Regions from separate parts of the Homo sapiens genome. Here regions 1 and 2 are each linked to region 3. Evidence: chromatin contacts called from ENCODE Hi-C or POLR2A ChIA-PET data. All regions are on one chromosome and are shown on one strand. The core of a region is the stretch at or near the end of the contact, and the rest is flanking DNA. Distances in the headings are between cores, read along the strand shown.

Evidence for each region. Hi-C counts contacts between places; a loop is a spot of excess contacts on that map. ChIA-PET counts read pairs that join two places held with the same protein, here RNA polymerase II (POLR2A). Pooled maps may share reads with other maps.
Region 1: a pooled map shows a loop between it and region 3 (2.2-fold over the local background). The contact joins two enhancer-like sites. A Hi-C loop is called at or near these places in 1 of 168 maps with a recorded cell type or tissue (mammary epithelial cell), 1 of 37 single-sample maps with no recorded cell type and 7 of 50 pooled maps. POLR2A ChIA-PET finds 5 or more read pairs at or near these places in 2 of 52 experiments (OCI-LY7 and WTC11).
Region 2: a pooled map shows a loop between it and region 3 (7-fold over the local background). The contact joins two enhancer-like sites. A Hi-C loop is called at or near these places in 1 of 37 single-sample maps with no recorded cell type and 4 of 50 pooled maps. POLR2A ChIA-PET finds 5 or more read pairs at or near these places in 2 of 52 experiments (OCI-LY7 and activated CD4-positive, alpha-beta T cell).

Annotation. Positions count from the first base shown.
Region 1 is chr6:15,451,808-15,455,625 of GRCh38, reverse strand. JARID2 (jumonji and AT-rich interaction domain containing 2) reads right to left here. Exons shown (of 18, transcript NM_004973.4): 4 at 3,451-3,620. Among named protein-coding and RNA genes, the nearest start is that of DTNBP1-AS1, 92 kb to the left of the region's middle. Within about 2 kb of position 1,850, at least 7 of the 41 ENCODE cell types and tissues checked have a DNase peak (open chromatin) inside an H3K27ac peak, as active enhancers do.
Region 2 is chr6:15,357,065-15,361,288 of GRCh38, reverse strand. All of the region lies in intron 1 of JARID2 (jumonji and AT-rich interaction domain containing 2), which reads right to left. Among named protein-coding and RNA genes, the nearest start is that of JARID2-AS1, 110 kb to the right of the region's middle. Within about 2 kb of position 1,773, at least 2 of the 41 ENCODE cell types and tissues checked have a DNase peak (open chromatin) inside an H3K27ac peak, as active enhancers do.
Region 3 is chr6:14,726,000-14,730,172 of GRCh38, reverse strand. No RefSeq gene overlaps it. Among named protein-coding and RNA genes, the nearest start is that of LINC01108, 440 kb to the right of the region's middle. Within about 2 kb of position 1,456, at least 12 of the 41 ENCODE cell types and tissues checked have a DNase peak (open chromatin) inside an H3K27ac peak, as active enhancers do.

The DNA of each region.
Region 1 (3,818 bases), core at 601-3,100, 730 kb before region 3:
CAGGATGCAGAGGTTGCAGTGAGCCAAGATCGCGCTGTTGCACTCCAGCCTGGGCGACAGAGTGAGACTCTGTCTCAAAAAACACACCTGGCTCCAATTACGTTTAAAAGCCATGCATATTTAGAAAAGGATACCAAATTATGGTTAGATAGGAGGAATAAGTTCTAGTGTTATATCCCACTGTAGGATGCCTACAGTTAGCAACACCCAGAAGGAGGATGTTGAATGTTCCCAACACTAAGAAATTATAAATGTTTGAGATGAGATATGCTGATTACCCTCATCTGATCACTTACATGTATCACAAAATCATCATGTGACCCATAAATATGTACAATTATTATTTGTCATTTAAAAAAAAAAATTTTAAGCCACGCAAGACCAAAGTCACAAATTAAGAGTCCCATATCACCATTGTTTTTTTTTTTTTTTTGAGACAAAGTGCCACTTAATTGCCAAGGCAGCAGTGCTGAGGCACAATCATGTCTCACTGCAGCCTCAAACTCCAGGTGTCAAGGATTCCACCGTGTCAGCCTCCACAGAGATGGACTATAGACGGCACAACCAAGCGCGGCTAGATATACCTGAATCACATTGCTGCTGATCCTTCAAAGATTCCTTTAGGGCAAATACATCCTTCTGAGTACACATCCCACTCGTTCTCCATTCCTGATCATCACACCACACTCTACCAGCCTCACAGTCTAGTGGCCATGTTCTTCTCTCTATATACAGCCAATCCAGCACAAGATTCTGTCATATTTAGTTCTCACAGCTTCCTTTCCATCTTCATACTCAACATGCAAGATCAGGAGAATCTTTCAGCCAAAATCTATGTAAAAACTAAGGCATGTTGGCTCATGCCTGTCATCCCAGCACTTTGGGAGGCCAAGATGGCATGAGAATTGCATGAGCCCAGGACTTCAAGACCAGCCTGGGGAACACAGCAAGACTCCTTCTCTACCAAAAAAAAAAAAAAAAATTGCTGGGTGTGGTTGCCTGCGCCTGTAGGTCTAGCTATTGGAGAGGTTGAGGCAGAAGGATGGCTTGAGCCCAGGAGGTCGAGGCTGCTTAGAGCCATGACTGTGCCACTGCACTCCAGAAGTGGACAACTTCTTATTTTGATATGAGACAAGACCCTGTCTCCAAAAACAAACAAAAAAGCTAATGGAGATAAACTGGTGGGAACCCCACCTACCTCGTATCTCCCTGTTTTCAAGGCTCAACAACCGACAAGGGCTACAAAATTTCTAACAAATACATTAATAACTCTCCTTTCTTATGTGTTAAGAATCACCAAGAACTATCCTATAATGTCAAAATTTCCCCCCCAACAATTCAGTCCCAAAGCCAATTAGTAAGGCAGGGCAATTGGGCAAGGAGAGGGGGTGAGGAGCAACCATATGGGGTGTCAGGGCTGAGTTTCCCATCGTGGGGGCAGCAGAGAAGCAGAGATGGGAGGTGGATTACACTGAAAAGACAGAGCAAGTAAGTATATTAAGGATTACAGGAGCCAAGTTCCTCAGGGATGAATGCACATGAACCTCCCTTAGTGTTAAATTGAAATTGGAGGTATGGCTGCTAACTCACGGATTTTAATATACACAGAACTTCGGATAGACCCTTATAAACATGCAACCTCAGTCTACTAAGAGCACCTGGGAGAAATGACATTCCCATAGTTCCCAGCATCCCTAGTGCCCAGATCTTGGCTCCTCAACAGCACTTATCCCTATAAGAAAGCAGTGCTCCTTGAAGACATGGCCAATTCCAGGACTGAGGGCGGGAAAGTACACCATGAGCCTGGAACATTTTGTTGTGCCAGAAGCAAGGCTGGAAGGATGACAGGGACATGTCAAATGGAATAAAAAGCCAGCCTGATGAGGATCCACGGATGAGGCGGTGATCTGGGACAATCTGAACATCAGAATACATAATAGGAGTAACAGATTATAACCCTTTGAATAAAATAGGAAGCCCATACGCATACAATTATGATAAAGATGATGAGAAGTATGTACTAGTTTCAAAGAATATCCTCTCTTAACACTTATACACTGCAAAGGCTGAGACGGGCAACTTTACTCCTAACAGGCCCACCACAGTCGAATGATCAGCATGAACACGAGTGTGGAAAGGGAAGGACTGAACTGTGTATCCCCACAGAGGACCCAACAACAAGGAGGAGGAATCACTTCCCTTGTGGCATTCCTGCCAAGAACACAAACCAGAATGTAATCATGAGGAAACACCAGGCACCCAAATTAAGGGACATTCTAAAAAATAATTGACCTGTAATTTTCAAGTGTTGAGGTCAAAGACAAACAATGAGGAACTCTTCCAGATTAAGCAGACTACAGACAATTAATGGCATCGCCTAATTCTGAACTGGGTCCTTTTGCTCTAAACTTGGACATTACAAAGCACCTTCAGAACAAATGTGAAACAGAGGTTTGAGGACTGCATGGGGGCCACGTATCACTGTGAACTTCTTAACTTTGACAGTTATAGGAAAATGTACTTATTTGAAGGAAAGACACACTAATGTATTGAGTGAGGGATGATGGGTGGAAACTTTTTAAGGTTAACTTAAAATCTGTCTGTAATAATAAATTATCAAAATATTTATCAAATAAAAGTGACTATGAACCTCAAGGTTTTCCCACAGATGTCCAATAGCAAAGGCCCTCTCCTTCTGCTCATTTTCTCTCAAATAACCTCACCCAAGGAACTCTCTGCATTCAGGACTTCCTAAATTTTCTATCATTCCTCCAGAAATGACTCCTTATTCTCTCAATCTTCTGTGTTCTTTCCTCACAGCTATTAGAAAACTTAGTAATAAGGAAACTGCAACAAACACTTTCACAAATAACTCTATTCAGCAGATCCCAAATCCACCTGGCCTCCGTTAACTGGTCCGAGTTGAAACATGGACCAGTATTTGCACTGTCAATTAGACTCTGAAAGTACCAGTACTGTTTTCCTTAACGTAATATAGGGCTGAGAGAACCGTAAGTCCCTCATCACCATGGCTTATTGACAGGCCTTAGGAAGCACAAAGAAAGGGGCCTTCACAGCCCCAAAGTCCTGCATCAAAAAAAAACTGCCTTACAAAACAAGTCAGCAATGTGTGTGTGTCAAGGTGGTGGTATGGTGCAGAGAAATCAAATTAGAAGTCAAAGTTAGAAACTGCATAATTGTGCATTGAGAAGCCAGGAAGTAGGGTGTTAAGAGTCATATTAAAAAGGAAATAAAACTTAACTGATGGTTCAAAAGCCACACCCAGCACACACTCTCTCGGTGGGATTTCTCACTTTCAATTCCCCCTCAACCCAGGTTGGGGACAGAAAAATGAACATGGCAGAGAGTAAAGCTAAGGTTACTCCACGTAGACCTCAGGCTTACATGTAGATTCCACGTAGACCTCCGCCGATGGTTGCAAAGTCTTACCTCGAAGGCAGAGAAAGGTAAGAAAATCTTCTGTCTTAGGCTTCCTTTTAGAGAGGTCTGATATCTGAGTAGCTGGAGGGGGTAGCAATGGCTCCACTATCTTTACTGGAGTTGTGCTGGGACTATTCGGCTGAGACTGAGCAAACTTCCTTTGTGCTTGCAGCCTGGGCCTGCAAAAGCAAAAGAAAATTAAAAATAAATTAAGCAGAGACTGGAGGATATAGGCCTACGTGCGGCAATAAAATCATGACACATAAGGGGAAAAAAGATCCTATTTCAAGCAAACTCTTCCTAATTAAGGTTCTATATCTCTCACACTCTCATAAACCACAGGCCTACTTTCAAGCGCAATAAATTTGGTTAAAGGA
Region 2 (4,224 bases), core at 524-3,023, 630 kb before region 3:
ACAAGGGAGGCTGAGGCAGTTACCTGTACAAGAGATGAGGACCAGGGTGGTGCCAAAGACTGACAACTGGTTAAATTCTGGAACATTTACAACACTGGGCCAAGAGAAGGCTGACAGACTAGATGTGGCGTGTGTGAAAAAAGGGAGTCGAATACATCCAAAGGTTTTCAACTCAGTAAATGGAGTCACCTCCACTGAATTTTTCAATGTGCTGTTACCTGTTACAGACCTTAGAGAAAATACCAAAGTTCAGTCCAGAGACATGAATGTAGTTGGGTGGTTTTAATCGAAACTCAGAATATAAATTTAGGTGCCCTAATTTACTGAAGAGCAAAATAACAAAAAATAAACAAAAGCCTTTATGTATTGATTTAAAAGTCAGGAGTGAAGTCAAGTCAAGGTTGGCGGACCTTGCTGTGCCTTTTTTTGGCTAACAAGGTTTTCAGAGCCTTTGGGAAAACAATGCTTTAAAAAAGAAAGACTAGGTTGGGCGCAGTGGCTCATGTCTGTAATTCTCACACACTGGGAGGCTAAGGTAGGAGGATTGCTTGAGCCCAGGAGTCCAAGACAGCCCTGGCCAATATAGCAAGAGACCCTCATCTCTACAACAACAAAAATTTAAAATTAGTTAAAAACTTAAAATTAGGCATGACGGCACACTCCTGTGGTCCAAGCTACTCAAGAGGCTGAGGTGAGAAGATCGCTTGAACACAGGCATTCTGAGGTTACAGTGAGCTATGATTGAGCCACTATACTCCAGTTTGGGCAACTGAGTGTGACCCTGTCTCATAAAAATAAGATAAATAGGCCGGGCACAGTGGCTCACTCCTGTAATCCCAGGACTTTCGGAGGCCGAGGCGGGCAGATCACGAGGTCAGGAGTTGAAGACCAGCCAGGCCAACACGGTGAAACTCCGTCTCTACAAAAAATACAAAAATTAGCTGGGCATGGTGGCACATGCCTGTAATTCCAGCTATTTGGGAGGCTGAGGCAAGAAAACTGCTTGAACCAGGACCCAGGAGGCATTGCCGTGAACTGAGATCATGCCACTGCACTTCAGCCTGGGCTACACAGTGAGACTCAGTCTCAAAAAAAATTAATTAATTAAATATTATAAAGGAATAAAATAGAAATAAATAAAATATAAAGAATGACTAACACAGAAGAGTCTTGGATAGAAAGAGAAATTACTCAAGAGCCATTCTCTGAAAATCTACATTTGACATCACAAGCCCTAACTCATAAGAGATGAGGTTTTGGTTTTGCTAATGTAACAGTGGAGGACTTAGAAATTCATCAGTCGGCCAGACGTGGTGGCTCACGCCTGTAATCCCAAAACTTTGGAAGGCCGAGGAAGATAGATCACCTGAGGTCAGGGGTTCAAGACCAACCTGACCAGGACAGTGAAATGCCATCTCTACTAAGAACACAAAAATTAGCAAGGCATGGTGGCGGGTGCCTGTGGTCCCAGCTACTCAGGACGCCGAGACAGGAGAATTGCTCGAACCCAGGAGGCAGAGATTGTGCCACTGCAATCCAGCCTGGGAGACTCCATCTCAAATAAAAAAAAAAAAGGAAAAAGAAATCCATCTGTCACTGCTGGTGGGGAAATTCTAATACCCGCTGAGGTTATAATCAACCCTACCCACCTCTCTCTAACACACACCCCCCACCGCTACCCACAGATAGCCTTATTTATACTTAGGCTTTCAATGCAAATAAGAAAAATGAGGGGCCGAGTGAGTGAAGTGACACTGCCTAGGGCCTGCCCACGCGGGTAGCTAAAAATATAGTCATGAGATACTCTCTGAGCAACACCAAGACTATTCAGGTTTCAGGCGGCCGCAAATCAAAAATATGTGTGTGGCAGTGAAATGAACTTTCTCTCCAGTCAATGAATCCAGGAAGAATCCAGAAGAGCAACCTCTGGATGCCACATCAGGGGCAGGACATACCGTCAGAAAAGCTGTTGGGACAGTAAAGTATACAGCAGCGCAACATCCAAAGGAGTAAACCCTACGACTTGCAGGGAGACTGCAGAAAATCATTCCCACTCAGAAAAGTTTTTATTTACCAACCTGCGAGTCACACCATGCTGCTATACCTACACACTGTGGTTTGAATTTCTTCTTCCATAATCCTTGAGCTCCTGAAGCAAAGATTCTCCCTAAAACATTCTTCACTGCATTTCCTAGAAAGCTACATTCCTACCTTTCTAACAAGTCTTCTTATCACCACTGCTGGTGGTTTGTGTTCAAGCTTCTGCAGCACTCACTGGGAGCACTCTCCTAGAATACTAGTGGTCAGGCATGGCCGCCCTGGAAACCACTTAATGACTTCCTCACCCTCACATTGACTTAACTGGTTGGGGTATGGCCTGTGCCAGAGATCTTATAAACTCAGAATGGCTGCTCTAGAATTCAGTCCCGCCATCTCCCAAATCAGCCTCCTGGCATGAAAAAATCTATATTCTGACAACTCCTTAACATCAAGACTGGTACGCGTTAAAAGCTTAGTAACTAACTGTAGAGAGAAAGAAGGGAAACCTTTGTAACTAAGGAAACCAGGTAACTGTTTAAACAGAGCACACGGAATGGCTTGATACATGTTTTTCTTGACAGTAATTCTCTGAAAATGAGAATTCACTATTCTCAGAAAAAGCAAAAAGGTTACAGTGGACACAAGTTTTCATTCACTGAAACATAAAACGAGCACCTACTGGCTTCAAGAAACAGAATCAATCTGCTATCATCCATTCAAAGCTTCGGTTGCCCCAACTCAATGATGAAAATCTCATTAACCCTGAATCTCTGAGTCAGAGGTAATTCAGTCCTAATCCACCAACAACACAAAAACAGTGTGTTAGTACCAGTATCGGGAAACTCTGTTGTGATTCTTCATTTATTTAATAATAGCAGAAAGGAGATATTGGAAAAACCAGACCATCTTTGATTCAATATATCTCATCACCAGAAACTAATCACTAATTAAAGTCAATATATGAAGATGAGAAAGTTTTTCTTCCTACTAACATTAAAGTTGATGATAGAAACGCTTATAAGCAGAAATAGTAAACAGGTTATATTACACAAACAAAAAATTTTTTAAAGCTAGTTGGGGTTTGACAAACTTCTTAGAACACCTTACAAAAGCCCTGACCTCAAAGAAAACACTTTCCAATTTTAACATACATGCCCACACAAAGAAACACAGCAGACACGCCCCAGAGGCCAAAATAAAATGCTCTCTAGTAATTACCGTAAATAGAAAAAGGAGATGGGCTTCCTGAGTCAGAATGCAGAGCACAATAAAAACCACCAGCACAAAAACATCATAAACAAAATTACATGGACAACAGTAAACTCAGAAGACGGTGGAATTGCTTGTCAGTGTGATACAAAGAAACACATCTGGAAGATGTTTAAACAAGAGAAGGGGGTGTCCGTGGGTCTGCAGAGGGCTGCTGCAAGGATATACAGCATGCCAGTGTCGTCCTAAAAGACACAACATAGCATCCGGAAACAGCTCACTTTCTGCAGGAGAAACAGAAGAGTTTCTTTAAAATCCCACCATCTACAGTTTAAAGATTTGAGAAAAGATTTCTTATTTTTCTATATTTTGATTATCTCCCCTAAATTTGATACAGAATTTCTCGACCAAGGGTCTTTCAACTTGGCGAATTAAAAAAAAAATCAATAAATAACATTTGCTTAGAGAGACTTTTCCCTTTTACAAACAGCTTCAGTCTCCAAATACCTCTTAAATGAACATGTAAGACAGTTGTCCATCTAGACCCACACTAGACCCATTTTGAGTATCAGTTTGAAGTTATAATTTATGTTCACTGACATGTAATGTTTAAATCACATCCATAATGAACCTGTGATTAAAGACTAAGAATGAATTCAGAGCATAAAAATAAGGGCACATTTGCCTCAGAAACCAAGCCCGTGTAAATTGTACTGTATTTTATTTGATCCAAAGTTGCACTGTTGTAAAAATTGTTAACTTCATTACTGCAAAATCCCATGTGATGTATGCTTATGGCTGCACTTATTCAGCGTACTTCATGAAGACTTTACATACTCAATGAAAAAACGCATGACTTTCCTAGGCCATGAAGGACATCTGGCTGCAGCAGCCCCTAGTCTTGCCAGTAAGGCTTCGTTCCCTAGAGATGGTCTTTCACTCTGCACTGAGCAAAAGGTACTTAGAACACATAGC
Region 3 (4,173 bases), core at 207-2,706:
AATAGCTTCAGGGACTTTTTGACAAAAGAGAGAACCATTTTAAGCAGTAGAAATGTAGGCTTACAGAGGTCAAATGGTTAATTTGAGATTGCCCAGCAAAACAAAACAATACGAAAAAGAACACCTGAAGAAAAATCAAGATTCATACTCTGGGCTGTAATTACCATTCTGTAGGTTTCCGGAAGCTCATATAGTCACATTACATTTTGTTCATGTCGTTAGAAATCATTTGCAGTTCAACACTTAGATTCCCTCCTGTGTTTGATTTGCAAGGTCTTGGAAGTTAACTTGAACTCAAGGATTTGTCTACCTAAGAGAGGCAAATAGAAAAACCCCTAAAGCCACCTGACCTGATTCTTCTTTGTTAAGACCAGCTCAGAATAGAGTGAAATAAGCAAGCTGCAGAAAGACAATGCTACGTTGAGTTCCACTTCCTCTTGATAAATTCAGAACAGCCAGTCCATCTTAAGGGTGGATGTTTTTAGCAGCAGGGAGTGGTAGTTGGATGGAGGCAAGCGGATGGAAAGGAGGAGAGAGGAGAAGAGAGACAAACTCAGGTGCCCCAGAAAAGTCCACTTTCTCCGTCCCCATTCAGGCCACCTTCATCTTCCCCCACCCTCTGCTGGCCTTTCTGGGGGCTCAGGTTTTGAGCTGACTGAGCCCTCAGCGGGAGACCACAACGCATTTTCAGATGAAAGGACAACCCTGAAGGTACCTATTACATGTCTGTGAGCAGAGAAACAAAGGCCCGGCTGCTGACACCCTCCCACTAACTTGAGTTTTAATGGTAGGTTTGATTTCCTCACGCTTAGCTGAAAGAAAGGGAAAAAACTAAGCGGAAAGAACGAGGGTGTGGGTATCTGTGGTGGTGGGGAAACGACAGCTGTTGTATTCATGGTTAATCAGGTGTGTCTGGCTTTGTGTCGCATCTGTCTGCTACTGTTGCCAGGCCACATGTGAAAGGGAACCGAGGGGAAGGGGCCATTCATGTTCAAAGCCAGTAGCACTGACCTCTGCCTCGTTCTCTTCAGGGTAGGAAAGCTTGTCTATTTAACTTTCCCTATTATAGGAAGCTGTAATTCTACTCTATTAGCCCACCCTAACCATTTTGGCCTGACAAATGCAAGCTGCATCCAGAATGCCATAAATCTGCATGGGAAGGAGTCCTCCTCCCTCCTTCCCATTTTTTTCCTTTGGGGTTCGGTTCGATTTGTCAAACAAGAGAAAACCAGCAAGAGAGAGAAAAATGAGAACTCAGGGCATCTTGGTTCACCTTCCATCTTAAATGGGCCTAGGGACCGAGATGGGGGCTGGGAGGCACCCCAAGGTCAAGCCTGGAGCACTGGTTCCCCCTCCAGATCTGTTTATCTCACGAGTCCCACATGCGTGTGGTGATTGCGTCAGACCTTAGTCATCTCCCTGGCACCAAATCCTCCTCCTGGATCCTTGATCCCCCTCCTCCTTCTCTGCCCACATACAGAGGGACCATGATGGAGGAGGGGAGGCTTCTGGCTTCTCCTGGAGCCAGGCCTGTGTTCTAGATATTGCTGGCCCAGGCCTGCCAGGCACGACTCTCCTCTCTGGCATATGGAGAAACAGCTGAAATGGAAACAACCCCCAATGCACCACATTGCACTAAAGCTTAGCGTCAGAGTTCAAAGGACTACTCCAATTGGAGATCAAACTGATCCCTCCCACTGTGGCCTTTTTTGAGGGGGTCCATCACAACCCTTCGGGGGTGCTTTTCTCCAGCACTTCCGCTTCAGGGCCAGCCCTTGTGTTTCTTGGAGTAAATGATTGCTGTCAGCATTTCCAACACCATGGAGTTCTGGCTCCAACTTTGGCTTCCTGGAGAATGGGCCATCATAGACTTATTACAGGGTTCAGAAGAGCTTGCCATCTGCAATCTATTTTAGTTGTCACTGCCTCTTAAAATAGGCACTAACTTTTATCCCATCACATTAATTCCTCTCATGTTGAGGCTAGAGTCGAGCTTTTGGGGTGTGTGTATGCACGTAACTATCTTTTTAAAATCAGAAGGGTTATTTTCCTAAGACATGGGTTATCAGCAGCACAGCTGAGTTTCCTCTTTCTACTGGCCTGTGCTGATGAAGTTGGTTGCGTTATTGACCTGCAGCTTTGGGGTCAGAATGCTTTTGGTTCCCTGATGTAGAAGGACATTGCAAAACTATCCCAGTGCCCTGTGCACTGTCTTTCTCTCTCTGATACTCCCCAGATCTCCAAATTTTAATGGTGTCAATAGACATAACTCATGCTCCTGCTAGAAGCCTAGCACCCTGCTAGGCTCTGTGAGGACTTTGAGAATTTGTCATCTTGTGAGACGCCATGAATAATGCAAGAAATAGCAAAACAGGTCTGAAAATGAAGTCTAACTAAAAAGTGTACAAATCCTAAGTGTACAGCTCTATGAATTATTACTAAGTGAATATGCTCACGTAACCATCACCTAGATTAAGAAACAGAACATTACCGCCACTGGAAACTTCTTAAAGTTCTACCTAGGTGGACACCTTGTTATATCTAAAACAATTCTACAACGTGATTGGGAGTGAGATTTAGTTCTTAATTATGTGGCTATGGAAATGTAGATTTTGAAAGGTTCCCATTGGCTGGAAGAGATTTGCCCATGGGAAGATTTTGAGTATGCCCTGGGCTGGCCTGCTGAAGTTGAACTTTAGAGAACCCGGGCGGGCTGGCTGTGCAATGCTCTTGGCTCCAGAGAAGGACATGCAAGATTCTGGCATCCTTTTTAAAAAAATTGTGGTAAAATATACATAACATAAAATTAATCATTGTAATCATTTTTAAGTGTGCAGCTCAGCAGTGTTAAGTACAGATTGTTGCGCAATGATCACCACCATCCATCCCCAGAGCTCTTTCATCTTGAAAAACGGAAACTCAATACCCATTAAACAGCAACTCCCTATTTCCCTCCACCCCCATACCCGGTAACTACCATTCTACTTTCTGTCTTTCTGAATTTGACTACTGTAGGTACCTCACAGAAGTAGAATCATGCCATATTTGTCTTTTTGAGACCGTTTTATTTCACTGAGCGTAATGTCCTCAAGGTTCATCCATGTCATGGCATGTGTCAGAATTCCCTTCCTTTTTAAGGCTGAATAATATTCCACTGTACATGTGTACCACATTTAGTTTACTCATTCATCCATCCAGGGACTCTTGGGTCACTGCCACCTTTTGGCTCCTGCAAATAATGCTGCTTTGAACATGGGTGTACAAATTACCCTTATGCACCTTTCCATTCTTTTGGGTGTATACCTAAAAGTGGGATTGCTGGATCATATGGTAATTGTATCTTTAGTTTTGGAGGAATTACTATATCATTTGCTGTAGCAGCTCACTATTCTGGAATCCTTTTCACCTGGACCATTTCCTCCTGACCAGCCTCCTGGATGGCATTAGAGGGAGCCTGACACGTGGATTGAGGTGGTGGCAATAGTGAGGATGGTGGTCTGTACTCTGTATGTGCCCGTTGTTGGGAATCTAGAGCAAATGGGGCAGGATGGAGTGTGACACCACAATCCATGGTGGAAACTTGAGAGTTCACTGAATAGAGGGGGAGGAATTTATTTATTTACTTATTTTTATTTTTGAGACAGGGTCTTGCTCTGTCACTTAGGCTGGCATGCAGTGGTGCAACATAGCTCACTGCAGCCTTGAACTCCTGGGCTCAAGAGATGTTTCCACCTCAGTCTCCTGAGCAACTGAGACGACAGGCCCACATCACCACACCTAGCTATTTAAAAAAATTATTTTTATTTTGTAGAGATGGGGTCTCATTATGTTGCCCAAGCTGCTCTTGGTCTCAAACTCTTGAGCTCAAGTGATGCTCCCACCTTCAGCCTCCCAAAGTGCTAGATTTACAGACGTGAGCCACTGTGCCCAGTCTGTGGGAATAGTTCATTTTGCACAAAGATAAATGCTTTTCCCCCTAATTTGTGGGAGACTGAGGTTAAAGGAGTCCTTAATAACCAGGTATTCAGAGGCCTTCTGCCTGTTCAGTGTATCACCTCCAGATTTTTGGGGGGCCTTTAGGCGTAAGTGTTGAGATATTTATAGAACAGATTATGAGCTTTTAAATAGATTACCTAAAAAAAAAGAAGAAGAGAGAGAGTGAGGGAAATGGTA